2 separate regions of the Homo sapiens genome follow, and region 2 is linked to region 1. The links are chromatin loops, found by intact Hi-C in ENCODE. Cell type or tissue: PC-3. All regions are shown on one strand. Each heading gives the region's core, and the rest is flanking DNA. Links, peaks and the distances in the headings are about the cores only.

The links. Hi-C counts contacts between places; a loop is a spot of excess contacts. Peaks named below come from ENCODE experiments on the same cell type or tissue, not always from the same donor. Only the 100,000 strongest peaks of a DNase experiment are listed, where the experiment ranks them.
Region 2: it touches region 1 in a loop (12-fold over the local background); 8 of 110 quality-filtered maps call a loop at or near these places.

What each region holds. Positions count from the first base shown.
Region 1 is chr2:112,794,470-112,810,102 of GRCh38, forward strand. No RefSeq gene overlaps it. Among named protein-coding and RNA genes, the nearest start is that of IL1A, 18 kb to the left of the region's middle. RefSeq lists enhancers at 1-786, 9,382-9,441, 10,839-10,948, 11,031-11,531, 11,179-11,518. In PC-3, for the core only: no CTCF peak of the experiment used is centred there; DNase peaks (open chromatin) are centred at 9,512 and 9,872; H3K4me3 peaks cover 891 bases; H3K27ac peaks cover 2,479 bases.
Region 2 is chr2:112,873,633-112,889,265 of GRCh38, forward strand. No RefSeq gene overlaps it. Among named protein-coding and RNA genes, the nearest start is that of IL37, 30 kb to the right of the region's middle. RefSeq lists enhancers at 5,981-6,130, 6,591-6,670, 7,624-7,693. In PC-3, for the core only: no CTCF peak of the experiment used is centred there; a DNase peak (open chromatin) is centred at 7,819; H3K27ac peaks cover 2,500 bases.

The DNA of each region.
Region 1 (15,633 bases), core at 8,809-11,308:
TGTATTAAGTCACTGAGATTTCGGAATTTATTTGTTACTGTAGTATAACCTTTATCTCAAATTCCTCTTTCACAAATCATTTTCTTCTTGGACAGAAATATGCCTAGATTAGCATTCCTCTGTCATATTCTCTACCTTCTGGGAGATGAACTTTCCAATAAGACAAACCCAGAAACTAATCAGATGCTTTCATGTTGGCCAAATTTGGATTCCAGATTAAATATAAATTAGCTGTGAAAATAAAATGGCCAATAATAAAGTTGGTACTGTTAATATCCCAGATACAAATCATGTAATAAATATATTACTAATCTAACATTTATATGGTGCTTTACAGTTTTTCAAAGCATTTTTCATAAACATAAATATAAGCATTCAACCTGATACAAGGCTTTTTATCCATTGCAAATAGTCAACAGTGAAGTCCTGTGCCAGTGCACAGTTCTCTCCTTCCTCCTTTTGGTGTGAACTCCTGGCTGCAGGGGAGGAAGGGACCCTGGTTAGGGCAATTGTGGCCTCAGACTGGGAGTGGCAGGTGTGGCATACAATGTGGCTGGAGACGCAAGAGACTTGGATCCTCATCCTGGCTCTGATCCTAATGAGCTACGTGACCTCCGGCAATTCCCACATGTCTCTGGGCTTTCCTTATCTATGAAAGGAGGAGATTGGACTGGCTAACTACTGGGGTTCTTCCAGCCCTGTTCATTCAGTATTTCATGACTACCCTGAACATGACCATGTTTTGCTTCATGGCACCTCTATGCTCTTGATAGATTGTGTTTGGTTGCTCAGGACCCATGCTAGACACATTCTCCTCAATAGATCTTTGTCTCATGCACAGTTGAGTTACATATACATACATGCTACGCTCTTTCTGCTTTACTTCGATGGCAAATTTAACTTACCACCCTGAGTATAAATATAAATTTTTTCTAGTATAGAAATATGTAACAGTTGCTGATAAATTAGAAGGAAATGGCCATTTAGCCATGTGTGTTAAGTGATTATGACTTAGCTTTATTTTCTAGAAAGCTTGACATACCTGAAGGACCACTGGGGCCTTTGATGATCTTCAAGAAAAGGACGCTTAGGTTTTTGAGTTTGAAAGTCTGGACAAGTACTAGAGCATTTTGTTAAGAAAATGCACATCTTAAAAAAATATGATTATCGTTTTCCCTTTCTGTACTCTTCCCTCCATGGGGTCTTTGTGCTGCCCCTAATAGGCCATTCTATCCCATGCAAAGTTGCTCAAAGTTACTGTGGCTCCCCAAGAGAGAACGAGCAGGATGAGAGAGTCTGAGCCTGGACTCAGGAGGAAGACCCAGGGCCTGGGGGGAGCAGGTATTCCTGTAGAGCACAGTTCCATGCAAACCTGCCTGAAGCCAGCTTGGTAACCTGTTTTACAACTCTGTCATGCATGAGGCACTGTGTTAGAAGCCCTGGGGAATGAGGTGGCAAAGAACACCACTTGCCCTTAACAAGCTTTTAACTTGTGAGGAAGGCAGGTGGAGATGACTGTGATGCCAGCAGAATAGAGAAGTGTTATAACAGAAAGGAAACAGAGGGATGGGGAGGGAGCAAGTGAGGCTAACAGAGTGAACACAGGGACGGTTTCTCAGACATTGCTATGTGTTAGCTTGAAGAGTTAGATTTGCATAGTGGAGGGAGAATGGACATTCCAGGCTGAGGAAATAGGATGAGGAAAAGCATAAGACATACATTTCATGTTTGTTTCTCCTACTTAACTTTTTAGAGCTTCCATTGCCTCATCTGCAAAACTGGGATAGTAATTCTTGTTTTTTGTTTTTTTTTTGGTTTTTTTTTTGTTTTTTTTTTTTTGAGACGGAGTCTCCCTGTCACCCAGGCTGGAGTGCAGTGGCACGATCTCTGCTCACTGCAACCTCTACCTCCCAGGTTCAAATGATTCTCCTGCCTCAGCCTCCCAAGTAGCTGGGATTACAGGTGTGCACCACCATGCCCAGCTAATTTTGTATTTTTAGTAGAGATGGGGTTTCACCATGTTGATCAGGTTGGTCTTGAACTCCTGACTTCAGGTGATCCACCCACCTTGGCCTCCCAAAGTGCTGGGATTACAGGCGTGGGCCACTGTGCCTGGCCCTGGGATAGTAATTCTTACTTCACAGAGTTTTGGAAGGATGAGATTGTGTTTGTGAGACTGTTTGGTTTAGTGTCAGTTTCCTTTTCCTTCTCTCCAAATGTCCAGCCTTCCCCAATCTCTACACCTTTGCTCAATCTATTCTTCCTTTCAGATTTAGTCTCTCTCTCCCACCCATGGAATTTAGACCTTTCTTGGCCCTACTAGTCCAGGTCCTTCCTTGACTTAGGATGGAAAGCATAGATTTACTTCAGGGAATGTCAAATGTGGCTGGCCAAAAATAGAGTTAAAGCCCAATAAATTTGGAGTAGAATGCAAGCTTGTTAATAGTAGGTATAAAAGGCTGGAATAATTATTGAGGGTTATCAGTTCTTTCATTAATTCATTCACTGACTCCTTCATTCATAAAAGATGGGGATCTTTGATTCAGGAACATGCTTAGAGCTAAGGACTGTGTGGGAAATAAGAAAAGCGTGGTTCCTAACCCCATGGTGCATCCCTACTAGCAGAGAAACCATAAATTACACGTATAATCATGGTTGGGTGGCACATCAGTCTGTTTGTGCTCCTATAACAAAATACCATAGACTCGGTGGCTTATGAAAAATAGAAATTTATTTCTCACAGTTCTGGAGGCTGGGAAGTTCAAGTGCCAGCATATTGGGTACCTGGCAAGGGTCTGCTTTTTGGATCATAGACCATACTTTCTTGTTGCATCCTTACACGGTGGAGGGGACAAGGGAGCCCTCAGGGGTCTCTTTTATAAGGCTACTAATCCCATTCATGAGGGCTCTGCCTCCCAAAGAGCCTTCCTCCAAATATTATCACATTTGGGGCTAGGTTTTAACATATGAATTTTGGAGGAAGACAAACATTCAGTCTACAGCAGGTGGTCATTAAGAAAGGAGTAATACAGAGTGCTATGAAGATATATACTGGGGAGACCCTGATTAGTTTAAAAAGTCAGAGAGAGTCCCTGAGAAAGCAACATCATGAGTAGGAAGGGTAGGGATTAATCAGATGAAGGTGCAGGTAGAGATAGGGAGAGGGATTCATGTCTCAGGCAATGGGAACAGCACTTGCAGAGGCCCCAACACTAGAAGGACTATGGTGTGTTAGAGAACCTAAAGGAGGGCTAGGGAGGCAGAAGCCCAGAGAGCGAGGGGCAAGGGGCATGAGATGAGGCTGAAGAGATGGGCAGGGCCAGGCCATGGGCAACCTGTGAACATGTCAAGGGCAGTGGTTTATCCTGAAGGCAGTTTTGAGGTGTTTCAAGCAGGAGAGCAAGCACATCAGATTTGTATTTTAAAACAATCTATATACATCCAAAGGAGGGGGCAAATGTGGGAGAAGGTGAATGCAGTCATCCAGGTGAGAGCCGCGGGGATGTGCTTGAGAGATGTATCTTCTGGAGGGAGCAGCCAGGACACGGTGTTCTGAGGGGAAAATGCTTTGAAGTATGATGGGCCTGTGAGGCAACACCGGCAGGAGTCGCCTACATGAAGTTAGAGCTCAGAAGAGGCAGATGGGCTGGAGCTAGAGATGCGGCTCCTCTGCAGTGCGAGCCGTGAGAGTGGGTGGGGTGGCCAGGGAGGGTGTGCAGAGCGGGAAGGTACGCCCAGCAGCTGACCGACCAGTGTTCACCCAGGATGGGGCAGATGAGGGCCCCGGGAAGCAGAAGCCGGAAGATGGGAGGGAATGTGGAGAGTGTGATGTCCTGGAGACAAGGGAGCCGACAGCTGTGGTTCATCCACGTAGAGATAAAATCGGTGTGGTACACACCTCCCTGTGAAGCCAAAATCATCACCGGCTCCTCATTGCTGCTGGTGTTCCTCATTGCTCTTTCCAGCAACCTCTGGCCTGATTTCAGTGCCTTCTCTTCAGTCATTCAGTGCCATATTCTGCCCCCAGCTCTTTCTCAACTTAGAGGAAAATAGTCTGATAAAGTCTTTGATGAAAAATTCCTAGAACCTAATGTGGTACAACTTACAGGCACTTATGTCTTTCAAAAGATGAGTTTGGAAAAAGTAAGGCCTTACCTTGGGCCTGGGACCTTTGCCAAAGTGAGGGCTATTGACCCACTGAAAAAAGTAAATGCATGGGCATTAGGTACAATGTAATTTAAAATTTTGAAAATTAAGATTAGGCATTGTAATATTTTATTCCATTAGCCAGATGTGGTGATGCACACCCGTAGTCATAGCTACTTAGGAGGCTGAGGCAGGAGGATGGCTTGAGCCTAGGAATTCGAGGTTACAGTGAGATATGACTGCACCATTGCATTCTGGCCTGGGCAACAGAGTGAGACCCAGTCTCAAATAAATAAATAAATAAATAAATAAAATTCTTTATTCCATACTTGAAAGCAATGTTAAAAAAATCCATAAATCCAGTTCATACTAAAAGTAGAAGAGAGCAATAAAAGAATACATAAATGACAGACGGAGAGTCTGTCAGAGTAAGGAGAAAAGATTAGAGAGGTAGGTGGCATAGGGGCAAATTGTGCTGGGCCTTCTACGTTTAATATCTAGACTTTCATTAATGAGCAATGAGGAACCACTAGAGTGTTTTCAGCAGAGTAGTGAGGGGATGCAGAAGATTCTGACAGTGATGAACACAACAGATTACCACATGAAGTGAGTGAAGGCTGGGAGATCAGTCTGCTGCTCCAAGCGCACAAAAGGAGAGCCTGGGCCAGGGGAAGCGGTGATGGGCCCACCAAACTGATGGGAGGGAGGGTGGGAGAATGGATCTGGGGAGGGAGGGGCATCTGGGTATGCAGGAGAGCAGAAGGGGGACTCTAGGGTAATATCAAGATCTTGACTCTGGACCACAGAAATAGAGAAGTCTGGAGGAGGAAATGGTTTGGGGTGGAAAATGATGCTTTGGGCTTTAGACAATCTGAGTCACCATATGGGGCAGGTTTAACAGATAAGTATTTCCCAGATTTCCCCATAAGTGAGTTCTGCTTTGTCTGTGGACCCTGGGAATTTCTATAGACCTGAGCCAGGGGCATGTCAGAGTTTGGAAAGAAGGAGTTCTTAGAAATAGATAGAAAGTGTGGAAGTGACACATTTACCACCTCCTGGGTTTGAGGAAGGAAACTGGGCCTTCAGACTCTTGGTCTCAGATTTCCTTGAATGTAGCCTGAATAAGGCAGTGGGTTGTATTTCAAAGCCAAACTTGCAGTATTTAAAACCAGAGGGGGAAAGCGTGGGTTAATAAGTGCTATTTTGGAACCAACAAAGCATCTGAAAAATTAAAAAATAAAAAGGCAGCTGGGCGCAGTGGCTCACACGTGTAATCCCAGTGCTTTGGGAGGCTGGGGCGACAGGATCACTTGAGCCCAGGAGTTTGAGACAACATTGCAAGACTGGGCAACAAGCAAGACTCTGTCTCTACAAAAAATAAAAAAAATTAGTTGGGCATGGTGGTACATGCCTGTGGTCCCAGCTACTCCTAAGTTGACGAGGGAGAATTGCTTGAGGCCAGGAGTTCAAGGCTGCAGTGAGCTATGATCACACCACTGCACTCTAGCCTGGGTGACAGAGCAAGACCCTGTCTCTAAAATAATAATCGTAATACATTTTTTTTAAAGTAAAACAAAAAAAGGTCACACTTTCTCATACCAAAATAAATTCCAAATAAATTAAAGGCTTAAACATGAGAAAGTTAAACCATAAAATTACTAGAAGAAAATAAAAGCAAATATTTAGATAATCCTGGGGATAAATTTCTTTGGAATGAATTTCCTTAAGATGAATCTCTAAAAGTGAAATTCAGGGTTCAAAGGTCTTTTCTTTGTCCTTTTCTTTTCCCTTTCCCTCTCCCTTTTTCTTTCTTTCTCTTTCTTTCTTTCTTTCTTTCTTTCTTTCTTTCTTTTTCTTTCTTCCTTCCTTCCTTCCTTCCTTCCTTCCTTCCTTCCTTCCTTCCTTTCCTGCTTGCTTGCTTGCTTTCTTTCCTTCCTTCCTTCTTTCTCTCCCTTTCTTTCTCTTTCTTTCTTTCTTTCTTTCTTTCTTTCTTTCTTTCTTTCTTCTTTCTTTCTTCTCTTTCCTTCCTTCCATCTTTCTTTCTTTCTTTCTTTCTTTTCTTTCTCTCTTTCTCTCTCTCTCTCTTTCTTTTTTTTTCTGGTGAGACAGGGTCTCATTCTGTCACCCAGACTGGAGAACAGTCGCATGAACATGGCTCACAGCAGCCTTGACCTCCGAGGCTCAAGCGATCTTCCTGCCTCAGTCTCTCAAGTAGTTGGGACCACAGGCACATGCCACCATGCCCAGCTAACTTTTCTTATTTTTCATAGAGACGAGGTCTTACTGTGTTACCCCAGGCTGGTCTCAAACTTTTGGGCTCAAGCAATCCTCCCACCTTGGCCTTCCAAAGTGTTGGCATTACAGGTGTGAGCCACTGCACTCAGGCCAAAGTTCTCTTCAGTTGTAAGGTTTTTGGTACTCTATTGCCAAATTGTCCTCCAAAAAGGTTATGTCTTTTTACCCTCCTGCCAACATTATATAAAAGTGTCCACTTTTGTAGACTTTTACCAATGCTGACTACTTTTGGTTTCAAAAAAGCTTTCAGTAATTTTCTATTAATTACTTTTACCCTTTTTTATTGAGGGTGTTCAACTTTTTATTGTTAGCATATTCTCTCTGGGCTCCATTGGACGCCTTGGCAGCTTTTTGGTAGTAGGTGCCTTTAGAAAAGTCCTTCTCGTCTGGCCCTTTCTAAGCAAATCTAGTGAACAGAATTGGCTCTATGCTCAGCATTGCTTAATACGGTTGATCCAGGGCCTAGGACTCATTCCTTCATTACCATCCACTTGCATTGTCTTAAAGCAAGGCTCTATTAATTTAATTTGGCATTTCCTGTCCCAGCTCTTTAGTTTCATTAAACAAAGGCTTTAGAAAACTCCCAGTAGATGCCTATGTTGCTTCCTTTTAAAAAATTTTGGAGCTGTTTCCCTAGCCTAACCTTTTCTTCAGGGCAGGAGTTAAGTCCCTTCTACTGCATTCCTGTGAAGATGGTGATTCAAGAGGCAGGGCACCTGTTGCTTTGTGAAACAGTCCACTCTGCAGCTGGGCAGCTCTGTTACTAGAATGTTCTCCCTTCTGGGGAGCCAATATTTTGATGTCCTCTGTGAGTCTCATCTGCTTATCCCATCTGTTTATGTCCTTGAAGATGCACAGGTCTGACACCACGAGGTAGCCCTTAGAAATTTGATGGCATTTCTGATGTGTCCCCAACTCTTCTCCAACCACTCCTCCCAGAGCTTGTTTCTTAAGCCCCTTGTGGAGCTGATTGCTTTCCTCAAGGCAGCTCAGTTTTTCCCAGTTTGCTCCTGGTGGTCCTGAAATATGATTGACTCCTGAATACTCCAGGTGTGAAGGAGAGTGGGGGTGGCCTTTCTACTTGTCATGGCCTGGGTTTTAAGTTGCTGTCCAGTGGAGCAGAGGTGACTTTCCCAGTGAACTACATTTTTTCCCCTCTAAATCCTTAGCAATTTTGTCTCCAGAGGCAAGACCTGGCCAAACCATTTGTGTTGAGGATTGAATCAAGAATGATTGAGGAGATGACAGTAGTCCCCCCTCATCTGAGGAGGGCATGTTCCAAGCCCCTCAGTGAATGCCTGAAACTGTGGATAGTACCCAACTCTATATGTCTATGATTTTCCTATAAATTAATACATGCCTGTGACAATGTTTAATTTATAAATTAGGCAAAGAGGCCAGGCGCAGTGGCTCAAGCCTGTAATCCCAGCACTTTAGGAGGCTGAGGCCTCACCTGAGGTCAGGAGTTCGAGACCAGCCTGACCAACATGGAGAAACCCCGCCTCTACTAAAAATACAAAATTAGCTGGGCATGGTGGCAGGCGCCTGTAATCCCAGCTACTCGGGAGGCTGAGGCAGGAGAATCACTTGAACCCGGGAGGCGGGATTTGCGGTGAGCTGAGATCGTCTCATTGCACTACAGCCTGGGCAACAAGAGTGAAACTCCGACTCAAAAAAAAAAAAAAATTAGGCAAAGAAAGAAATTAACAACAATAAGTAATGAAATAGAACAATTCTAACAATATACTATAATAAAAGTTGTATGAATGTGGTCTCTTTCTCAAAATTACCTTTTTTTTTTGAGACAGGGTCTCACTTTATTGCCCAGGCTGGAGTGCAGTGGCACGATCACAGCTTACTGCTGCCTCGACCTCCTGGGACCAAGTGATCCTCCCACTTTAGCCTCCTGAGTAGCTGGGACCACAGGCATGCACCACTGTATCTGGATAATTTTGTTTATTTTTTTTTGCAGAGAGAGGAGGTCTCACTATGTTTCCCAGGCTGGTTTTGAATGCCTGGGCCCAAGGGATCCTCCTGCCTTGGCCTCCCAAAGTATTGGGATTACAAGCGTGAGCCACCATGCCTGCCCCAAAATTATCTTATTGTTCTATACCCACTCTTCTTCTTGTGATGATGTGAGGTGATCCATTGCCTCCTTGATGAGATGAAGTGAGGTGACTGATGTGGGCATAGTGATGCAGTGTTTAGGCTGATATTGGCCTGATGATATGTCAGAAGGAGGGTCATCTGCTTCGGTGATCCTGGATCATAGAGTCATGATGATGTCAATGGTTGGATGTCAGGAGCAGACGATGTCAATGACTAACGATAAGCTGGACAGGTGGGATGGTGGCACAAGATTTTATCACGCTACTCAGAATGGAGCACAATTTAAAACTTCTGAATTGTTTATTTTTGGAATTTTTCATTAATATTTTTGGATTGCAGTTGACTGTGGGTAACTGAAACTGTGGAATGTGAGACTGTGGAAAAGTGAGGGAGTACTGTATTATGGAACTGTAACTCTATTCGGTAGGGGAACAGAATTCACATTTGTGGGGCCCAGGTCTCTGCATCTGTAGGGATCCAGTTGTTTCATTTCTCGTTGTAGCAAGAACTTGGCTTTGGAATCAGACAGATTGATGTTTTCTATCATTCTAAATGGGTGCAGCTACACTTTCCTCAGGAGGTAGTTCTGAAAATTTAACAAAATGTGAATTTCTTGGTAAAAAAAAAAAACCTCAAAAATATTCAGTTTCCTTTCCTTTGTGTCTGATGTACTCCATCAAATACTTGGAAATATGTTTCTCTCATAGAAATGTCATTGATCTTTGTAATTCTGATTATCCACAAACCTTGGGGATTAGCTGTTTCAATGTTCCTATTTTACAGATAAGAAAATGGAGCCTGTGGTAAGTTAAGTGAGTTACTCATGGCTACTTAACTAATATTTTACTAGGTGATAGGCCAGAGCTAGAGCCCAGGTCACCTTCTTATCAATGCTCTGCCTTGTCTCTGTGCCTTCCTGTCTGTCTGTATGTGTATGTGCCTGTTGACAGTAAGGCATAGTTTAACCCAGTAGAACTACCGGTTTGTAATGAATTCCACTTGTAAATGACTGACCATTCAAGGAACAAGTGTTTTTTCTATGCTTGACACCTGTTTTGGATGCCAAAAAGGATACAAATGTAACTTCAGACACTCTGGGCCTCATTTTGCACTCATTAGCATGTCCAAAATTAAAAAGACTGACCACACCAAATATTGGTGAGGATGTGGAAGAACGGGAACTTTCATACACTGCTGGTGGGGATGTAAAATGGTACAATCCCTTTGGGTAACAGTTTGACGGTTTCTTAAAAAGTTAGACATATATATTTACCATATGACTCAGCCCTTCCACTTCTAGGTCTTTACCCAAGAGAAATGAAATGCTGTGCTTTTACAAATGTCTATACAGGAATGTACATAGCAACCTTATTTGTCATTGCAAAAAACAGAGACAATTCAACGTTGTCAAGAGTGAATGGATGAGCAAGCTGTGGTCTGTCTATGCAATGGTATCCTACTCAGCAAGACAAAGAGATGGGCTAAGGATACGCACAGCCATAAGCATGAATCTTGACATAATTGGGCTGAAAGAAGCCATACATGAAGGAGTATATACTCTGTCATTTTATTTATGTAAAATTCTAGAAAATGTAAATGAGCCTATGGAGACAGAATGCATCAGTAGTTGTCTGATGTTAGGGGGCAGGGAGTTGGGAGAGAGGGGTTACCAAGGGGCGTGAGGAAATTGGGAGTGATGGATATGTTCATTATTTTGACTGTAGTGATAGTTTCACTGGTGTGTACATTTGTCAAAATTATCAAATTGCATACTTTACATTTGTGTAGTTTTTTCAATGTTAGCCGTACCTCAATAAAGCTGTTAAAAGACTATACTGGCTGGGTGCAGTGTCTCATGCCTGTAATTCCAACACTTTGGGAGGCTGAGGCCAGAGGATCACTTGAGCCCAGGAGTTCGAGACTAGCCTGGGCAATACAGAGAGACCCAGTCTCTACCGAAAAAAAAAAAAAAAAAAAAAAAAAAAAAAAAAAGCCAGGCCTGGTAGCATGCAACTGCTGTCCCAGCCACTTGAGAGGCTGAGGCAGGAGGGTCACTTGAGCCTGGGAGGTGAAGACTGTACTGAACCATGATCACACCAGTGCACTCTAGGCTGGGCGACAGAGTGAGACCCTGTCTTTAAAAAAAAAATAAGAGAGACTCTCTGGACCTCATGGTTGTGCGGATGTAAAGGAATTGTAGTAACAGTAATTCCAATTTCCCTAGTTCCTGTTCTCTTCTGACCAAGAACTTGGAGCTGCCAGCTAGTCTCAGCCTGGTGTATCTCGGAGTCCTCAGAGGCCATCTTACATGAAAATCGGTCTTGCAGCTACAGTCCCCCAGGCACTGTTCCTGTTATTGCTGAGAGCTCATTGCCTGTGAAGCTTCATGATGGCCCAGCACTCGCCCTGCTGCTGCTGACCAGGGGAGAATGCGGGTGTCCACTGTGGAGGCCTCTCTCCTCTGAGGACCCATGTGTGTGTTTTAAGGCCTGTGGCCATTCTGCATTCGGGTAGGAAAGAGGGCATCTCCCTGGTACTCACTGTGTCTTGGGCACTTTTTTACACTCACATCTCACAGTGAAAATAACGCCTCCAAGCCTCTTTCTCTGTGACCTCCCATGGCTGAGCAGAGACAGCTGCTAAAGAAACGTACTGTGCTGTTTTCTCACGCCCCATTCCTCCGCGTGTTCTCCCCGCCCTTGCATACAGATCAGTTCATACTCATACATGACTTCCTGCTGCTTGCCCTGTCAGACCACCTGACATGTCTGGACGAGTCTATCCTAGCATGGGCACGAGGCCTCAGCTGGGCATTCCCTCCCCACCGTGGGGCCAGGTCTTCATGGCAGCTTCCCCGGCAAGTACCACGTACAAAAGACTTTTCCATTTCCCAGTGCCTCTTCTTGGGCTCCAACTTAGAGGTGGAAGAGCCAGAAGGAGGGGAAAGAGGTGAAGAAAGAGTGAAGGATGGACCTGCTGCCCTTCCCCGGAGCTGTGGGTCGGGCTGAAAATTGAATGGGCTGTGGGGTTGATGTTTTTCTTTTTTTCTCATCCCCCAACCTCAATTCTCATCATGACATTTTCCAAACATACAAGTTAAAAATGAGCATAATGAATATCTGCAAACTCAACTTCCAGAGGTTTTAATTTTTTTTTTTTTTTTTTTTTTGAGATGGAGTTTCACTCTTGTTGCCCAGGCTGGAGTGCAATGGTGTGATCTCGGCTCACTGCAACCTCTGCCTCCCGGGTTCAAGCAATTCTCCTGCCTCAGCCTCCCGAGTAGCTGGGATTACAGGCATGCACAACGCCCAGCTAATTTTGTATTTTTAGTAGAGACGGGGTTTCTCCGTGTTGGTCAGGCTGGTCTCGAACTCCCAACCTCAGGTGATCTGCCTGCCTCAGCCTCCCAAAGTTTTAATTTTCGAATATAAGTTTTGAGTGGACTAACCTGGAATGAGTTTTAATTACTAAAATGAGACTTTTATCTTCTTTTTCAAAAATCCAGTTAAAAAATAATAGTATTATTATTTTGTGTTTTTTAAAAAAGATCCAAGTTCTACATGTAAACAGTCAAATGGTTTTACAAAATTTGTTGCAAAAAATAATCAGATTCTTGCCCTCTTCCCCCATCTCTCGCTTCCTATCTGGTGTTTAGTGCTTGTTTCTTAATGACCGCTTTTACTGTTACTTCTTGAATTTTGAGTTTTACGTATTAACAATTATCTTTAGAAAATGAGGATTTAGGTTCTTTGTCCTGCCCTAGTCTATACCACACACATCCACATTTCCTACCTCTTGATCTTCCTAATGCAATTATATCTTCATTTTCTTAGACTAGTAATGAGTGCTTGTATCATTATGAATATGTGCTATTCAGAAGTGAACCATTAGTAAACTAGGTATTTTTCTTTGTTTTTTTTCCCCCTTATTTGCATAGTTTCCTATGTACTTATCATGAAGGCTGGATATAGTTTATATTGGTGGTCTTCTTTAAGAAAACAAATATAAAATTGTAAACACAAAATTAGGTATAGGGTCTTGGAAAGGACTCTTGCAGATTAAGTGTTCTGAAATTTAAATTTGATTAACTTTACAGTAAATCCACCTCTGATTATCATTAATTTCACTTTAAACTTTTCACGAATTATTTAAATCTCCTCTTAAGACATTCAGATGTATTAGGCAGTTTCTTTTTATCTTAGGAAAAAAAAATTCCTAGCGCTCTCTGACCTGCTCCAAGTTGGACTGGTGGCTCCTTGTTGCTGTGCCTGCTTTCATCCTGGGATCTCCCTTCACCATCAGGATTGCCTTCACCTCATTCCAGTCTTGGATCTTTCTTCTTGTTTCTTGAGTATTTTTTTTTTTTTTTTGCTGCATTCCCTTCAGTGGCCTCTTGGGAAAAGATGTGTAGGGAGAAAAATTTTCTTTAGAAACTTGCATATCTGACAATATATTTATCCTATCCTGACATTTGGTAGATAGTTCAGCTGGGTACAGAATTCTAATTAATTTTCCTTCCTGATTTATAAGACATTGCTCCATTTTCTTCTGGCTTCCAATATTGCTGCTGAGAAGTCTGACACCATTCAAATGCCTGATTTTTTCCATGTGATTGTTGTTTTCTGTCTGGAGTGTTGTAGGATTGCCTCTTTATCTACAGTGTTCTGAAATTTCATGACGTAGGTCTTTCTTCATTCATTATGGTAGACACTCAGTGGGCCATTTAATCGGGAAAAACATGTGTTCTTCAAGTTCTACAAACTTTATTACTTCCTTTTTCTTGTGTCTTTCTCTGGTCTGTTTTCAGCCCCGAGTCTCTTAGATCTGTCCTCTAATATTCCTATTGACTTTACTTCATTTTCTAAGTCTTTATCCTTTTGCTTTACTTTCCGAGAGACCTGCTTAACCTTATCTCCCAACTCTTTTATTGAATTTCATTTCTTTTACTATATATTTTTTACTTTGAATACACCTCTCTCTTCCTCACATTTTCCCCCATAGTATTTTGTCTTCAATTGACAGTTCTACTATCTTATTACTCTGGAGATATTAATAATAGTTTTTAAATTTTTATTTATTTTTATTTTCAAAACAGTGTCTTACTCTGTCACTCAGGCTGGAGTGCAGTGGTGTGATCATGGATCACTGCAGCCTTGATCTCTGAGCTCAAGCTATCCTCCTGCTTCAGCCTCCCAAGTAGCTGGAACCACAGGCATGTGTCACCATACCCAGCTAATTTTTTTGTTTTTGAGGTGGAGTCTCACTCTGTAGCCCGGTCTGGAGTGCAGTGGTGCAATCTGGGCTCACAGCAACCTCTGCCTCCTGGGTCCTGGTTCAAGCAATTCTCCTGCCTCAGCCTCCTGAGTAGCTGGGATTACAGAAACACACTACCATGCCCAGCTAATTTTTGTATTTTTGTAGAGACAGGGTTTCACCATGTTGGCCAGGCTGGTCTTGAACTCCTGACCTTGTGATCTGCCCACCTTGGCCTCCCAAAGTGCTGGGATTACAGGCGTGAGCCACTGCACCCGGCCACTAATTTTTAAATTGTTAATAAAGACGAGGTCTTGCTATGTTGCCCAGTATGGTCTTGAACTCCTGGGCTTAAGTAATCCTCCTGCCTCAGCCTCCCAAAGTGTTGGGATTACAGGTGTGAGCCACTGAATCTGACATTTTTTAAAAGTTTTCTTCTCTTTACCAAGTCTTTTTTCCCCTTTCTGCTTTTTTGGGTTGTTTTATTTTGATCTCTATCTTGCTAGAAACTTTCTGCAGACGTTTAGTAATACTAGATTTTTGAGAGTGGGCAACTGGAAAGCTGATTGGAAACTCTGAATACATGGGTGAGGCTTGTTGGCTGTGAGTGTCATTGCTTGATGTCCTGGCAAGGCCAATGGGTTTGGGACCCCTACTATTAGTATAGGCCTGATTCCCTGGGAAAGGCTCTTTTGATCTCCTGCCTGGAGGATAAAGGCCTGGCTACCAGCCTTCTGTGTGTAATGTGAGGGAGAAGGGCTGGAGTATTCAACATCATGCTGAATCCTTTCAATGATCATCTTGTTTTTAGTAATCTCCTACCTTAACTCTCTGTCTTCTGCTAGTATGGGAAAGATGACCTGAAAATCTAACCATTTATTTTTCCCCCATTAATATCATTTTATGATTATTCAGAAGTTAAATAATTGTCATGCTGTCCTCCAAAAAGACTGAATCAACTAGCAACAAATAAGAATTTTCTCACAGCTCTGCCAGCATTTTAAAAGAATAGCTTTATTGAGCCCAGGAGGTCAAGGCTGCAGTGAGCTGTGATTACACCACTCTACCCCAGCCTGGGTGACAGAGCAAAACCCTGTCTCAAAAAAGAAATTTAAGGAACAGCTTTATTGTTGTAAAATAGACATACAATAAACAGAGCACATATTTAAATTGTGCAACTTATACTTTGATATAACCCTGTGAAAACATCACCACAATCAAGATAGTGAATATATTTATCACCTCCTGATACAGTTTAGCTCTGTGTCCCCACCTAAGTCTCATGTTGAATTGTAATCCCCAATGCTGGGGGAGGGGCTTTGTGGGAGGTGATTGAATTGTGGGGGTGCACTTCCCCCTTGCTGTTCTTGAGATAGTGAATGAGCTCTCATGAGCTCCCCTTCACTCACTCTCTTTCCTGCTGCCATGTGAGGATGTGCTTGCCTCTTCTTTGCCCTTCTGCCATGATGTGTTTCCTGAGTCCTCCCTAACCATGCCTCCTGTACAGCTTGCAGAACTGTGAGTCAGTTAAATCTCTTTTCTTCATAAATTACCCAGTCTCAGGTGGCTCTTTATAGCAGTGTGACAAGGAACTAATATACCTCCTAAGTTACCTCAAGCTTCTTCTTAATTCCTTCTCCTCCCTTCCTTCATTGCCAAGCAAACAACCACCTGTTTTCTGTCACTATAGATTAGTTTACATTTTGTGGGTTTTTTTTTTTTTTGAGACAAGGTCTCACTCTGTTGCCCAGGATGGAGTGCAGTGGTGCGATCATAGCTCATTGCAGCCTTGAACTCCTAGTTTCAAGTGGTCCTCCCACTTCAGCCTCC
Region 2 (15,633 bases), core at 6,754-9,253, 77 kb after region 1:
ACGGTGCCTGGCCTCAAATAACTATTTAAGTGAAACAAAACTAGTATGGCACTAATGAAAAATGTATAAATCCATAATCGCAGAGGGATTTCAACTTACTTCTTTCGATTATGTAAAGGTCAAACAGACAAAAGACAATGACAAAACTTAATGCAATGAACACTTTTGATTTAATGAACATATATTGGATATGTACCCAAGAATTAGAGAATACATACTAGTTTTGAGTTTATGCAGAACATTTACAAAAATTTAGTGGAAGCCTAAATTATAAAAAGTTGCTGTCACGTAGAATAACACACAAACCCCTGAGTCCGGAATTCAAAGCCCTCCACACTCTCCTCTACCTTTGCATCTTTATCCTCCACCACACTGCAGTGCATACTCTGGGCTACTACTCACTGTTCTTGATTCAAATTCCATGTTCTGTCAGCTCAAATCATTCTCTCTGCCTGGAATAACTACTTCATACATATTCTGCTATTGAATTCTTGTCTTAGCACCCCATCTACTCCAAGACGATGTCCAGTTGGGGTTACTCCCTGTCCCATTTTCTTTGATTACACTTTTTTTTTCTACTTCCATTATATTATTGATCACATCTGTGCCACAGTTTTTGACTTTGTGTCTGCTTTTACTCTTTTCTAGACCCTGAGAGCTCCTGAAGGGTTGGGTCATTTCTTTTTTATTTGCTCATTCCTCATGGCACAGTGAGTGCTTAATAAATGGCTATTGACTGAAATTAAACTGTATCTAAATGGACATATTCCACTTCTGGGCCATTCATTCTTTCTTTCTATTGGAACCAGGAGATGGGGAACCATAACAAAGGTAAGGTTGTGCCATGTGAAAGAACATGGAACCTTCCCCTGAGGGCCAAAAAAGAGCAGGGAAAGGTGCAAAGACAAAATCTTCCATTTTTAAACAATGTAAGAATGTGGTCCACCTCATGCTCAGGTGGGACTTTATCATGACGTTATTTTTGGGGACTTATAGCTGCATCATTTACCCCATATACATTTACCTTTAGTGTAGGGAACTGAGGACAGGAATTTTGTTGATGCAGACTCTTGCTAATGAGGCTAACACTTGGAGAATTTTTATCATGCATTCAAGAAGCTTGTTTTACATTTCTTCATTAATACTTTAGTTGGTGGTTTAGCTTTAGTTGTAGGCTTATCAGATATTTGGAGATATCTTCATAAACGATGGCTTTGGTTTTAGAAGAGTTATTCTGAAGCTACTATTTCTGGCAATAATCAAACAGCATGGCCATTTGTTTTGTAAGGCCTTTCCTAGAATATGACGGTAAAATCTACGTGTGGAAAAATGCTTATTCTTCTGTCCTCTATAAATGTGAATCTAGTTTGTCTTCAAAATGAAATCAAGTGATTAAAATGTAGTTTTCTAAGAAGATAAATGGAGCAAAGCACTCTGTGTTTCACAGTGTTGGAAATCACTCATCCCTCATAAAACTGTCCCAACTGATCCTGACTCACATGAATGAATTAAAATAAGAGTTAATAACATCAATTTACATTTTTAAAGACACTTTCCCATGTTTTAGACTATTGGTTGGAAAAGCTGGTAGGTGTACAATTTGTGGAGAGTTGGCTGTTTTTGTCTGTCGTTGTTTGACGTATTTCAAAGCCATATCTAATTTTGTTGCAGAATGGTCTGAATTCTACAAAAATGTTGAGTTGTGTAGTGTGGAGAAGTACGGAGCCATTTACTGAAAGGCTGGGGGGAAATGACGAGACCCTGAGATAAGGCAGTAGTGGTGCGAACAGAGTGGAAGGGAGGTAGTTGAGATATGTTCAGAGTAGAATCAGAATGGACATAGTGAACAACTGGATGCAGGTGGGGGCTGAGGAAGCAAAGTTGAGGATAATTCTGAGACTTCTAGGTTGATCCACTGAAGTTACATTATTCAACACCACAAGGAAACTAGGGGAATGAGAAGGCATACTGGTTTGCTTTGGAGTGGAAGGGCAGTGATGTAAGAGGAGTTAATGAGTTAAAGTTTGGATATGCCTGAACTTCAATTTGATATGTGCATCTGATATACCCTTGGGGTGACCCTCCAGGCAATGGTTGAACATGTGTATTTCTTAGTAACTGATAGGCATCACAGACTCACATCAGTAAGGAAGCAACAGCAAACTTGATTGGACGATATACCTGGAACTCAGTACCCTATGACTGGAGCAAGTCTCTGTCAGTGAAATGAGGATAAGAAGAATCTTGACCTTGTGGAATATGTTGTTAGGAATATATGTGATGAACAACATAGGATACTTCCTACAGGGCTCCACATGTAGTAAGGGCTTTATAAATGCTTGATAAATATTATTGTTGTAATTTATTTCCAAAGTAAGATGCCACTGGAGGAATCTTTGGAACCCAAATTAATAACAAATAGGACTGGATGCAATGGCTCACACCTGTAATCCCAGCACTTTGGAAGGCCAAGGCAGGAGGATCTCTTGAGCCCAGAAATTCAAGACCAGCCTGGGTGACACAGGGAGACCTTGTATCTATGAAGAATTAAAAAAAATTAACCAGATGTGGTGGTGCACGCCTATAGTCCCTGCTGCTTGAGAGGCTGAGGTGGGAGGATTGCTTGAGCCCATGAGGTTGAGGCTGCAGTGAGCCATAATTGTGCCACCACACTCCAGACTGGGTGACAGAGTGAGACCCTATCTCAAATAAATAAATAAATAAATAAATAAATAAGTACAAACCAGCAAACACTAATCCTTTCTAGAGATTATTGAACTCTGGAGGGCAGATCTGAATGGAGCCAGCAGAGGGACCTATGGAGATCAGCCTGGCCCTGGACAGCACCAGGCAATGGGGTTGCTAGAGAGGTAATGGGGTTGAACAGGGTTTAAGCCATGAGGTCTCAAGAATCCGTGAAGACTCAGACTAATTTTTTTTTTTTTGCATGAGGATTAGGTGTTCCTAGGAATTTCAATGAGAGCAGGGTTAATGAAGGAATGCAGGGTAGGAGAGCTGAGGGAAGGCATCTGAGAGAGCCTGGCTTATGAATGGCTGCGTCAGTATGGCTCACCTGCTTTCCTTGTATCTACTTAGCAGATGATCCCACCCCAGGCCTCCAGGGCCAAGGTCATTTCCACATAGTCATGGGCCCTTGAGGGCCTGGAGCAGTGTAAGGAAGACAGAGTCTTAAGAAATTGCATTAACAGTCATGGTGCTTGGCAAGTGTCGTCATCCTATGCCAAGCCTGATCTGAAGGGGTGCATGCTCATAGGTAGCTGCTGCCCAAGATTACAGCAGCTTCTTCAATCCCAGATCCATGCTCTCCTATATTCATTTTTCCAGGGGTTCCTGTCCTTCGACAGTGATGAGATGCAGAATGACTTATTGAGTTATTCTCCTGATAGTTGCCAACTTTTCCAAATGACAATGGGGCATGGAGCTTGAGAGTGGAAATGAGGCCCTAGGGATAGCGTGCTTAGGAAAACACTCCCAGCCTGATGTAATTCTGGGGGTACAATGGCATTTTCATCATCAAGACTGATGTAAAGGGTGACTAGCAGTGAGTTGGGGGTGACTCGCACTGGGGCTAGGTTTCTGATTCTGCCTAATCCAGACAGAGCAGAAGCACTAGTGGGCTGGTAGAGGGCCTCCAGGGCCTCACTTAATGTCCTGGAAAAACAGCTCCAGATTGTTGGTTCACGTTCTGAGGACAAGCTTGGGTACTACAGGATAGAGAGAGTGGTGGGAGATGCCGTGGCCTGCCCTGCTGATGCCTGCCCTGCCATTCCTGCGTGTGATGTCTCTGGGGCATCTTGCCTTCCCTGCCCAGACCTGTAGTTCAGCTGAGGGCATGTGGAGGCCAAATGGCTTCTTAGAGTGTTACTTTCCTTGAACAGCTCTGCTGGGAGAACTGGAGGAGCTAGCTAGTCACGGTAACTGCAGCAGTCAAAGGATCGTCCCGGTGGAGGTGGGGTGGAAAGGTAGAGAAAGAGAACATATAGCGTTTTCCTTGGAGATGTGTGGGCATGTCATAGAGGAAATACCCAATTCCTGAGCCTTGAGCCCTCCAGGAAACCTTGGAATATTAGGTTAGTCATCCCCAAGGAAGTCTAAGAATTCTGGTCTCACCCATCTCCTTTAATTCCCACAATGATCCTACATGATATTAAGGAACACGGGCCAGTAACCCTCCAAGCAATGGATGTGGTGGTGAAGTTTGACCTCATGATGGAGCGGAGGTTGGTTTGAAACCTAAGAATTTAATTTATTGTTTCAAACTGTTCTCCACTCAGCGTTATTAAAGCATACATAATTGACACATAAAAATTGTATATGTCTACGGTGTACAATGTGATGTTTCGATCTATGTATACATTGTGAAATGATTACAACAAGCTAAATAACATACCCATTCATCGTGTTTCAAAGGAATTAAACTCAAGCACAAAAGAGAGGTGCTGTTGAAGAGTAGGGCTGCTCTATCTAAGTAGTATGTCTGGGGTTGTCCTGGATCAGGGTCCTTTTGTGCTAGTAATAAACCAGCCCTTCTGGGGCTGCTCCACTTTCCCCACATTTTCTTCTGGAGCCTCCCTAAGAATTAGGACATGGCCACTTTCTCTGCATAGGCTTCCTACTTCAACAAGGACAGGGCTTGTGCTGCCCCATGCCACTTGAGTGTCCCTACAGCACAGAGCTGAGTGCACACTGGCTGAGTGAGGAAATCCCCCAGATTAATCTTGGTTCTAAGCATCATGGCTGTATTTCACACGTATATGAATTACAAATTACAGCATAGTCGAATAAGGATTTTTGTGCTACAACTGGAATCCCAGATTATGCAAATTGGATAGTATAATATTGAAATTCCTAGGACTTTTTATTAGTTTTAAAAAATTATACAAGCTTAGAGTAAGAAATTAAACAGTGCAAAAGAATTCACTGTGAAAAGTAAAATGCTCTGTCTCTGCTGAGAGACAGATATTGCAGCCCAGATACTACTGGGGTCAATAGTTTCCTTTAAGCATGCCATTTTGATGGTTTATGGGACTTACAGCTCAAGAAGCTTGACACTAGGGTTGATCTCAGAAAATCATTGTTGCAGGTATTAGATATGACCGTCTCATAAAGATACACACACAGACACAGCGATTGGAGATATTCACTGGGGCTTATGGGCTGCTTGTCCTTTCTGCTCTGTGCCTAAGTTGGGCTCAGAGTAGCCTGGCATCGGCTGTGGGGAGAATGCTGGCATGGGGTTAGCAGGAGCCCACTTAACATGTCCTAAGCCACCTGGAAGAGTCCTTCAAGGAGACCAGACTCCAGAGGCCCTAAGGAAGGAAGGACTTTTGCCCGTTTTTAGGTATTCTAGTCCCAGAGTTTAGGGAGGAATGGTTTGGCTTTGGGTCGTGTGCCCCTTTACCGAGTGGGATGGGATGTGCCCATGAGCTGTTGAGCTGGCTCTTGGAGAAGACAGCAAAAGCGGGAATAAGAGGTCAGGAAGCTGTGTGGTTGTAGGAAATCCCAGCAGAGGGCCTGGGGGTCAAAAGTGGTCATGGTAGTGACGGTGGAGGCTGAGGTGGTAGAAAATCAGAGGACAAACCCCATGGGCTGCTGGTGATCTGACCGAGCTCCTATGCTCTCCTGGTTCATTTTAGGCTCTGTAGCAGCAGATGATTGGCTGGTGTGAGAGCAGTGCACCTGCCATATCAGGCAATCCAAGACAAGTCCAAGCTACGCTGGGAGGAAACCTGAAGGCAGCAGCAGGTAGACTGGCTGAAGACAGACAGGCAGGCAACTTGTCAATCAGATTTGTGTTTTTAAGGACTTTTAACTGGGGAGCCCTCCATGACAGATCAGATGAGAGAGGAATCTGGGTCCGCCCATGTGTCAAGCTACCAGAGGGTCCCATCGGTGCTTGGATCTTCTTTGAAGCTGGGTCTGAGGTTTGCAGGTAGAGGGTGAGCTGGTCAGAGGGACCTATTGCAGAGCTAACCAACACCTTCCCAGGAATGCAAGCACAAGCACCCCACCGCGGGCAGGCGGGCAGGCACTTCTCCTTTTGCCACCAGGACCTCACAGAGGCTGATCTGGCTCTGTGAGGTGGGAAAATGGGTTGTACTTAGTACATAGAGATAAAAGGCTTAGGAGGCCCCTCCATCCTGTGACCCTGTCCCCAGACCACAGGTGCCGGCAGGTGCTGCTATTTCAAGGCTGGGCCTCAGTGCAAGCTTGTGGTTTCTTGCCCACCTGTGATGTCCTCCCACTAATGAAGGGGCTCTCCATCCTCTGTCTGCCTCTAGCAAGTGGAGGCTCTGGGCCCTGGGCAAGACACAGGGGGAAATGCCATCTGTTATCCAAATATATTTCAATGGGACAGGAAAGGGCTCTTTATGTCATCTGACCCCCTTCCCCATTTACTGGCCTTGTACCCAAAGCTGGACGTGCTGTGGTGATGGGGAGTCAAGAGGGGGAAGATTCAGGGGAGAGCCCTGCCAAGGGGGCCCAAACAACAGGCTGACCAGAGCAATGCCTGGCCTTGACTCATGGCCCATGTGTTATATCCTGGGTGTGTTGAATCATCTCTGTTTAATCTTATAAAAAAAAACCCTTTCCTGTGACAGAAAGAGCCCTGGGTTTGTTATTTTCAGTTTATGCAAAGTGGATAAGAGGGGTGAGGAGTTCATGTTGATTGTCCAGGAGGAAAAACCGAGGCAGACACCAGAGCTGGGGCTCATTCCCACAGTTGAGGGCGCATCACCCTAGTCTTTAGGCAGAGAGTGCTTCCCATCATGGCCTGGGCCCCAGCTCCCCTCACATGCTCGGTGCTGCTGGGGAGGCTTGGGAAGGGGCGTGGAGGCATACCGTCTGATTTGGGGAGCTTGTGTCCTGTTGAGAGAGAGGACATGCACACACCCGCCTGCACAGCAAGAACTTCCAAACCTGGCTGCTTAACGTACTCCAGGGATATTTCAAGTGAGAAGTGCAGGAATATGGAAGCAGGGACTCAAGCAGGAACCATGGATGTTGGGGCGTCCATGAAGGGGTAGCCCTGACTAAAGGAAGATTTAAGGAAAAGCACCACTCTTTGTATCCAAAATAAGGCCAGTGCCTGTTGTTTCTTATGTTATTACTGGAGAAAAGGTCAGGGCTGGGCTCTCGGGCTCCCCACGTGTGAGGTTCTTGGGACTGAAGCCTTTGCCTCCAACAGTCTCTTGGGGTCAGAGGCTGTTTTGTTCTTGTTTCCTCAGTTAAGCTGCAGTGGTAACAGGCCGACACACAGGAAATCATAAGTCAGGAGGGCCACTGCCACGCAGGAAAGACCCATCTGAACTGCTGCAAAAGGCGAGTTGGAAATCATTTACTTAATCGTGACTTAAATGGCCAGACAGGAAGGCTCGTTTATCCAAGGAAAGATGAAGGCTTATGGGTTCTGTGTGTGTGTGTGTGTGTTGCTAAAATAGAAGTTTCAGCAATCAAAACATACACAATAAATATTTTATTTGTTTGATTCATTTAGATGTTTCTGGGGCTAGTTTTGAACATTAGGAAATGGAATCATTGGATCATTTGAATTTACCAAAAATGTGGATATTTCTAAAGTAGCAGAAATAAAGGACTTCAGTATTGGAAGGGGCCTCAGTTGCTCCCTCTCTATAGATGGGGAAGGGCATCAAGACAGATGGCGTGACTTGCCCAGAACCACTCAGCCAGGCACAGAGGGAAGCTGGGTCTGACTCACCACCACCCACAGCTGGTCTCTGCATTTTGTAATGCTTTGCTACTGACAAAGTCTTTTGTGTGCCTTATCTCTTTTGATCCATGCATGTTACAGCTGTGGATAACTAGTCCTTGATTCCTCCTCAAAACACCACAAGCATCCTATTGTGTTTAGATGAGCCTGGTCTTTCCCTTCACCCATGTCCAACATGTGAATGTACTGCACCATGCACATTAAAGGCCTCCCTGGACCATTACTAGTGAAGTGAGGCAGACAATAGCAGCTACTGTGGATCACACATCTTCTGTGTGACAAGGACACTGTCAGCCATTTCATATTTATTATTTTATTTTCTCCTTACGACATCACTAAGTACTGGTGATTATTATCCTTCTCTCTTTGCAGGGATATAAACCAGGCTTAGAGGAATTAAGTAACTTGCCCAGGTTCCTGTAAACAGGAAGGACAGCAAGTCCTCACTAAATGTCACTGATAGGTTCTTGGACACTGACTTTAAGTGAAACAACATGCAGCAGGTCCTCGAATAATGTCATTTTGTTCAATGTTATTCGTTTTCTTATATGTCATTTTGTTTAAAATTGTGGTTCCCAAGAACCTATTGACGACATTAATAGGCTCTTAGACGCCAGTGCTATTTCTAAGTCAGAAGTACAAAAATGTGAAGTAGAGACTTGATAAGGGACTGTGGGTGTTGGGGCATCATCCATGTATTTAATCCAATATATTCAAAATGTTACTTACACAGTCAATATAAAAATTGTTAATGAGATATTTTACATTTTTTATTATGTGCCATGTCTTTGAAATTTGGTATGTGTTTTACACTTTACACTGCAATTCTGACAAGCCAATTTCAAGTGTTCAACAGCCACATGTGGCAAGTGGTCACCATATAGGGCAGTGCCACTCTATAACAAAAGAAAGGGGAAAATATTTCTGGAAGGATGGTTGTTGGGAGTTGATGCCATAGTCAGCTCTTAAGGAGCTGAGCTTTCAATATTCCTGGCATGGGATATTGAAATATCAGCAAGAAATTAAATGACATAGTAGTCATTATGCCTAAATTATTGTTATTTTTTGATTGAAAAAAGTTGAATATTTCAAATATCAAGGTAGTAGTGAGATATAATAAAGAGAGAGTCAGTTCTAAGTATAGAATTGCTGATTCAGTTAAGCTCTGTTCTCCAACATTTGGGCCACATTGAAGAGACCATGTAGCTGCTTTCAGCCTCGGTTTCCTCCTTTGCAAAATGGGGATTACACTACCTGCCTCACAGAGATGTAAACTTATGACATGTTATCATGATTGCCAGGGCCCACCTGTTTTCTTTTAAACATTGAAATCACTGTGCCTGAAACAGGGATTTCCCTGCCCTTTGTGCAAGCTCCAGAAACAGGAGTCAGCCTGAGTCCCGCAGCTAAGAACGTGGATTCTGGTCATTTTCTCATAGCGAACACACTTCACAGGTCCTTCAAGGGAGTACATTTTCCTATAACTCACCTTAATCTCAGTTGAAGCCTCGTTTCTTATTTTGCACTGTGGCCAAAAACTAAATCTCATTTCTTTCACGTAAACTTCAGCAATTCAATAATAGTACAGTCATTTTATGTTTCAACTGAACCAAGTCAGGGTTCCACTCCTGCCTCCCCTTTCTGCTCTGAGGACATCCATGAAGTGGAGGGGGTCTATGTAGCCTGGAGCTATTGGTGAGGGGCGATGGGTCCGTGGTGGTCTTGGGGAACTGCGGGGCTGTGTCTGGCTGGTCTGGTGTCTGGTGATTGGCCTTGTTCCACGCGGTTCACGCTGCAGGACAGTTCGTGTCCTTCTTGTCCTAATGATCAGCTTTTAGGCTCACGGGCCTGTCTCTGCTGAGATATGGAATAGGACAGCCTCTGGATCTTCTTTAAACTCTCCTGGGGCCACAGGGGACTCTGTTTGTGTCTGTGCCCACATAGGATGATTCTGCCCAGACCTTTGCTGCCATTTCTTGCTGTTCTGCTGTTTTTAGTCTCTGGAGGGCTTGCAGTTTCCTTGGGGTCCCTGTGGAAGCAAAGCAAAGTCCTCTCCACGCTCAGATGTCTAAACGTATCTGGGTTTTATCGTCCACCCATCCCAGAGCTCAGTCTAGAGGAGGGGGCAGCCTTCGGGTTCTCTCCTTCCTCCCAGAGCCTCTTCCTTTGCACCAGGGCAGCCTCTTCCTATCTGTTGGAAAGGGCTGTCTGGTTCTTGAATATAGAGTTGCAGGTTTGAGGGGTGTAGGCTGAGGTAAGGCAAACTATCACATGGAATAAAAATTACCCTGTGTCAAGGAACAACCAGAGCTGGACAGTTTTTAAATGTGAAAACCAATTTTATTCAGGACTATGGCGAGAGGTGAAGTAAGACCTCAGTATAGAACTGGGCTCAATTCCAAATGCAGCATGGGCAAATGGGAATGTATAGCCTAGGAGCAGGGTGGGAACCTGTGGATGAAGAATTACTAAAAGGGCATATCAGGGGTGAGGGGGCGTCCTGGCTACACCCACTAACTACTGTTGCTGAAGAAAGGCCTGGTGACATCACTGGGGAATGGTGGGGGATGAAGAATCCAATCAGATGGATATTGAGGATAAGGGGATCTTGATAAACTGGCTTAGGAGGGTTTTTGCTAAAACTGGTTTTCATAGGTAAGTCCACAGATAGGTCTTGGAGAAAGTTCAGGGACCTACGGTTTGTTCGGGCAGATGCTTTGTCATCTGTCACACTGGCACTGTCACCTGGCTTTCCTTTAGTCCCTCCCCCCCTTTTTTTTTTCTGGAGTAGTTTTGGGAGACCAGAGGAGCAGGGAGTTAGGGAGAGTAGTCAGAAAAGGCCAGAGAAAATAAGGAGGTGTCTGTAGGGAAAATCCTTAAATCCTCTAATTAAATTAATTTAATTTATTTATCTGGGACAAGGTCTCACTCTGTTGCCCAGGCTGAAGTGCAGTGGTGTGATCTCGGCTCACTGCAGCCTCGACCTCAGGGCTCAAGCAGTCTTGCCACCTCAGCCTCCTGAGTAGCTGGGGCTCACAGGTGTGCACTACCATGCCCGGCTAATTTTTGGGTTTTTTTTTTTTTTTTTTTTTTTTTTTGTAGAGATGAGGTTTCGCCATGTTGCCCAGGCTTGGTCTCGAACTCCTAAGTGATCCATCCACGTCGACCTCCCAAAGTGCTGAGATTACAGGCATGAGCCACTGTGCCCGGCCTAAATTCTCCAATTTTTAAATGCTTCCCTGTTCCCTGTTCCAGATTTGGGATATTGACTGCTGTTAAATCAGCGATTTCTCCCTGTGGAGAGGTAGCCAATAGGAAGCAACAAGAGTGAGGAGTCCTTATATCGAAATAGAGGGTAAGAGAAGAGACAGATGTTATCTTGGCAGTGATTTAAGAACAGCGAGTCTGTAAGCAAAGCAAAGCAAGGCTCCCAGGTGCTGAGAAACAATGGCTTTCTGGGGAAGCGTCTGTGTTCAGAACCTTAAGTTGGAAACATCTCTGAAGATGTTTGCCATGAAGGTTTTCTTCTGAAGTTGAGTCTTTCATCACTAGGTAGGCGTGTTTTGGAGGCTCTATCAAACAGATCCTGTGTTTATTAGGAAGCTGTGGTTCATAAAGCCCCATGCTAATTTTGCAGGTAGCAGGGTGGCCCTGGCCTGACCCGGGGACAGAGTGGCTGTCCTCCCTCCAGGCAGGAAACTCTCTCCTGCCACCTAGTGGCTGCATACCCACATTTCAAGGGAGCTTCTGGGTGGTGAGTTTACCAGACTATGGTCTGAGGTAGAGTTAAGCAAAACAAAACTAAACTGCATAAAGAAACAGAAAGAAAATCAGGTGTTATAAAAACAATTTGGCATTTGTTTGTGTTTCAGCTCCGTGTCGATTTATTGCTTCCACAAATAGTGCCGATATGCACCAGGCACTGTTGTAAAACTGAAAATATGTTTTTGGATGTGCCCAGTCTGTGAGTATTAAACGATGGTTGATTTGAAATTTGCTATGATTCATATTTCTGGGGGTAAGATGCAGGATTTCTTTGGGGGGCCTAGGATGTGGCATTCCAGAATTCTCAAAGAATCAACCCTGGTGGGACCAGGAAGAGCTGAGCTGAGGCCTCTCTGCTCATGTGTACTTACTGGAGATCATGGAGACAGGTGAGCCTGAGTGCACGTCTCACCAAAGCCACAGCAGAGGGGGAGGAGGCGGAAAGAGAGCTCTCTCCATTTCTGAGAAGTTAATGGTAACAATGGCATACATACCTACTTTACAGTTGAAATTGGAAACCACAGCATTAAGTGTTTCCAATGAAATTTGGCAATTTGGGAGTTTTCTGAGCTGCATTGGATGTGGTTTTGCATGCTGTTAGGATGAGCAAGAGATGATGGAGAACATCTTCCTTTTGAGCTTCCTCTTGGACGTGGGTCACTCCCACTCATGGAATTAGAAAGCTTAGACCTAGACTTGAATCTCACCTTCTCAAGGTGCTCCCGGGCAAATCACTTAAGATCCATCTTCTTCTCCTCCTGCTCCTTCTCCTCCTTCTGAGTTTTTTTTTTTCTTTCCAAAATTCAAATGACACGGTACTGGTAGAAGAAAAGGTCCAAGTCTGCTTTTACAGCTCCCCTCATCCCCAAATGTACTCCGACCCCAAGATGACCATGTTATTATTTGATTGGCATCCTTCTAGTTTCAACTCATTTCTTTGCATGTATATGCACGTACATATACACTATTTTATTTTGCCAGGGGTCACGGTTAGCTGCATTAATTTCTTTTAAAATAATCTTTATTTAGTTATAGTTTACATTTAACAACATACTCATTTAAGTGTATAGCTTGATAAGTCTTCACTGTAAACCAAAAATAAAATTCTAAGCCCCCCCAACCATCTGAATGGACCCCTCTTCTTGGCCAAGAGCATTCCAAAGTTAACCTGAAAAAACTAGTTCAGGTCATGATGGAAGGGAAGGTTGGACATGCCCCAGTATACCCTTCTCCCTTTTGGAATTCAGGAAAAGCTGACCAGCATTAACATCAACACAGACCTTATGTCTGATAGGAAACTTTGACAATCTATTCCCTCTGAAGCTTGCTACCCGGAGGCTTCATCTACAAGATAAAACCTTGGTCTCCACAACCGCTTATCATAACCCAGACATTCCTTTCTGTTGAGAATAATCTACCTTGTAACCTGGAAGCTCCCTGCTTCAAGTTCCCTCACCTTTCCAGATTGAACCAATGTAAACCTTACATGCATTGATTGATGTATTATGTCTCCCTAAGATGAATAAAAGCAAGCTGTATGTTGACTGCCTTCAGCACAGGTTGTCAGGACCTCCTGAGGCTGGGTCACGGATGCATCCTTAACCTTGGCAAAATAAACTGTCTAGATTGACTGAGACCTATCTCAGATACTGTTGGGTTCAAATATATAACTTATGAAACTAATACACAAATCAAGTCATAGAATATTTCCATCACTCCTCATCTACCCCCAAATTTCCTTATGCGTCTTTGCAGTCAACCTCCCACCCCATCCCCAGGCAACTGCAGATCTACTTTTTGTCTCTGCACCTTCAACTGACCCTTTCTGTGATTTCATATGAATGGAATCATGCGCTGAGCAGTCTTTTGTGTCTGGCTTCTTTTGCTCAGCATAATGTTTTTGAGGTTTGTCCATGTTTTTGTGTTTGTCAATGGTTAATTTCTCTCCATTGCAGAGTAGTTTTCTATTGTACATGTGTACCACAATTTGTATATCCATTCCATTGCTGATGGACATTTGATTTGTTTCCAGATTTTGGCAATTATGAATAGAGCTACCATGAACACCCAGGTACAAGTCTTTGTGTGGACTTATGTTTTCATTTCTCTTGGAATGGAACTGTCATATCAATAAGTATATGTTTAACTTTGTAAGAAACTGACAACAAATTATCTGCGATGGTTATGCCATTTTGTTTTTCTACCAGCAATACACGAGCATTTCAGTTGCTCCACAACTTTGCCAAAACTTGTTTTCTTTAATTTGGACATTTAAGTGGTGTACAGAGGCATCTCATTGTGGTTCTAGTTTTCTTTGCCCTGATGACCAATGGTGTTGAACATCTTTTCATGTGCTTTTTGACCATTTACATATCCTCTTTTGTGAAGTATCTGTTCAAATATTTTTGCCCATTTAAAACATTTGGGGGTTTGTCTTATTATTGTGTTGGGAGAGTTCCATATTTATTTATTTATTGAGATGGAGTCTCACTCTGTTGCCCAGGCTAGAGTGCAGTGGCGTGATCTTGGCTCACTGCAACCTCCACTTCCTGGGTTCAAGCAATTCTCCTGCCTTAGCCTCCTGAGTAGCTGGGATTACAGGCATGTGCCACCACACTGGCTAAGTTTTTGTATTTTTAGTAGAGATGGGGTTTCATCATGTTGGCCAGACTGGTCGCAAATTCCTGACCTCAAGCAATCCACCTGCCTCGGCCCTACAAAGTGCTGGGATTACAAGCATGAGCCACTGTGCCTGGCCCATATTTATTTTTTATTCTTTATTTTGTATACAAGTTCTTGGTCAGATACAATAATACCTGGTCAGATGAGATAATGAGTTGGAAAATGCTTTGCAAATGGGGGAGAATAATTTAAATGTTATTTATTTATTAAGAGCAGAGGCCCTTCCTGTTGCGGTCACAGAAGCCGTTTGCTTCTTCTGCCTTTTATAAACCAGCAGAGTTGAGCTACACAGGCTGTCTGTGTTGGCTGCTATTAGTTAATCAGAGAGTTTTTTTTTTCTTGCCTTGTCATTCTAATTTGTGACACATAATTAGCCACAATATGTGTTTTCAGTTGTGACACTGGCCTGGGAAACCAAGGGATGTTTAGAGTGGATTTCCTTGATTTTGCAATAATTGTGTGTTTTTCTGCATCTTCTGTTAAACACAAATTCATGGAAGCAAAACATGGAAGCAAAGTACCCTGGACATCCCCCCTTCTTTATGAAATTGATTTCTCTTAAATGTAATGTTTGCTTGTTCCCTTACTTTAAAAGCAATTTAAGAGTTTATTGAGAAAGTGAGCCCTGGAAACATAGATGCATAGAGAGAAAATTCTACCACCCTCAGGTCCCTATTGTCTTCTCTCATAAAGTGTAGTTTCAGGGCCTTTTAGAAGTTTCTTTTCTGCTCTGATTTGCATGTTTGTGAGTGTTGCTATTTTAAGTATTTGGATTTGGTCTGCAAATCCTATGAGAGATGGCAACAGAGTAGGGATCTCAAAGCCTGCAGGTTGTATTAAGTCCAGCAGGGCCTTGTATTTACAACAGAGGGTCCTTGAAGACATTCCATATATTATGCTAGGGGAGTGGCCAAGCAAACTTTAATGTGTCCCTATGGTGGGATATTTGGGGTTAATACCTGCCCTTCTCTTAATTTCTTTTTCTTTTCTTTTTTTCTTTTTCTTTCTTTTTTTTTTTGAAATGTAGTCTTGCTTTGTCACCCAGGCTGGATTGGAGTGCAGTGGTATGATCTCAGCTCACTGCAACCTCCACCTCCTGGGTTCAAGCAATTCTCCTGCCTCAGCCTCCCAAGTAGCTGGGACTATAGGCACACACCACCATGCCTGGCTAGTTTTTTTTTTTTTTTTTTTTTTTTTTTTTTGAGACGGAGTCTCGCTCTGTCGCCCAGGCGGGACTGCGGACTGCAGTGGCGCAATCTCGGCTCACTGCAAGCTCCGCTTCCCGGGTTCACGCCATTCTCCTGCCTCAGCCTCCCGAGTAGCTGGGACTACAGGCGCCCGCCACCGCGCCCGGCTAATTTTTTTTGTATTTTTAGTAGAGACGGGGTTTCACCTTGTTAGCCAGGATGGTCTCGATCTCCTGACCTCATGAT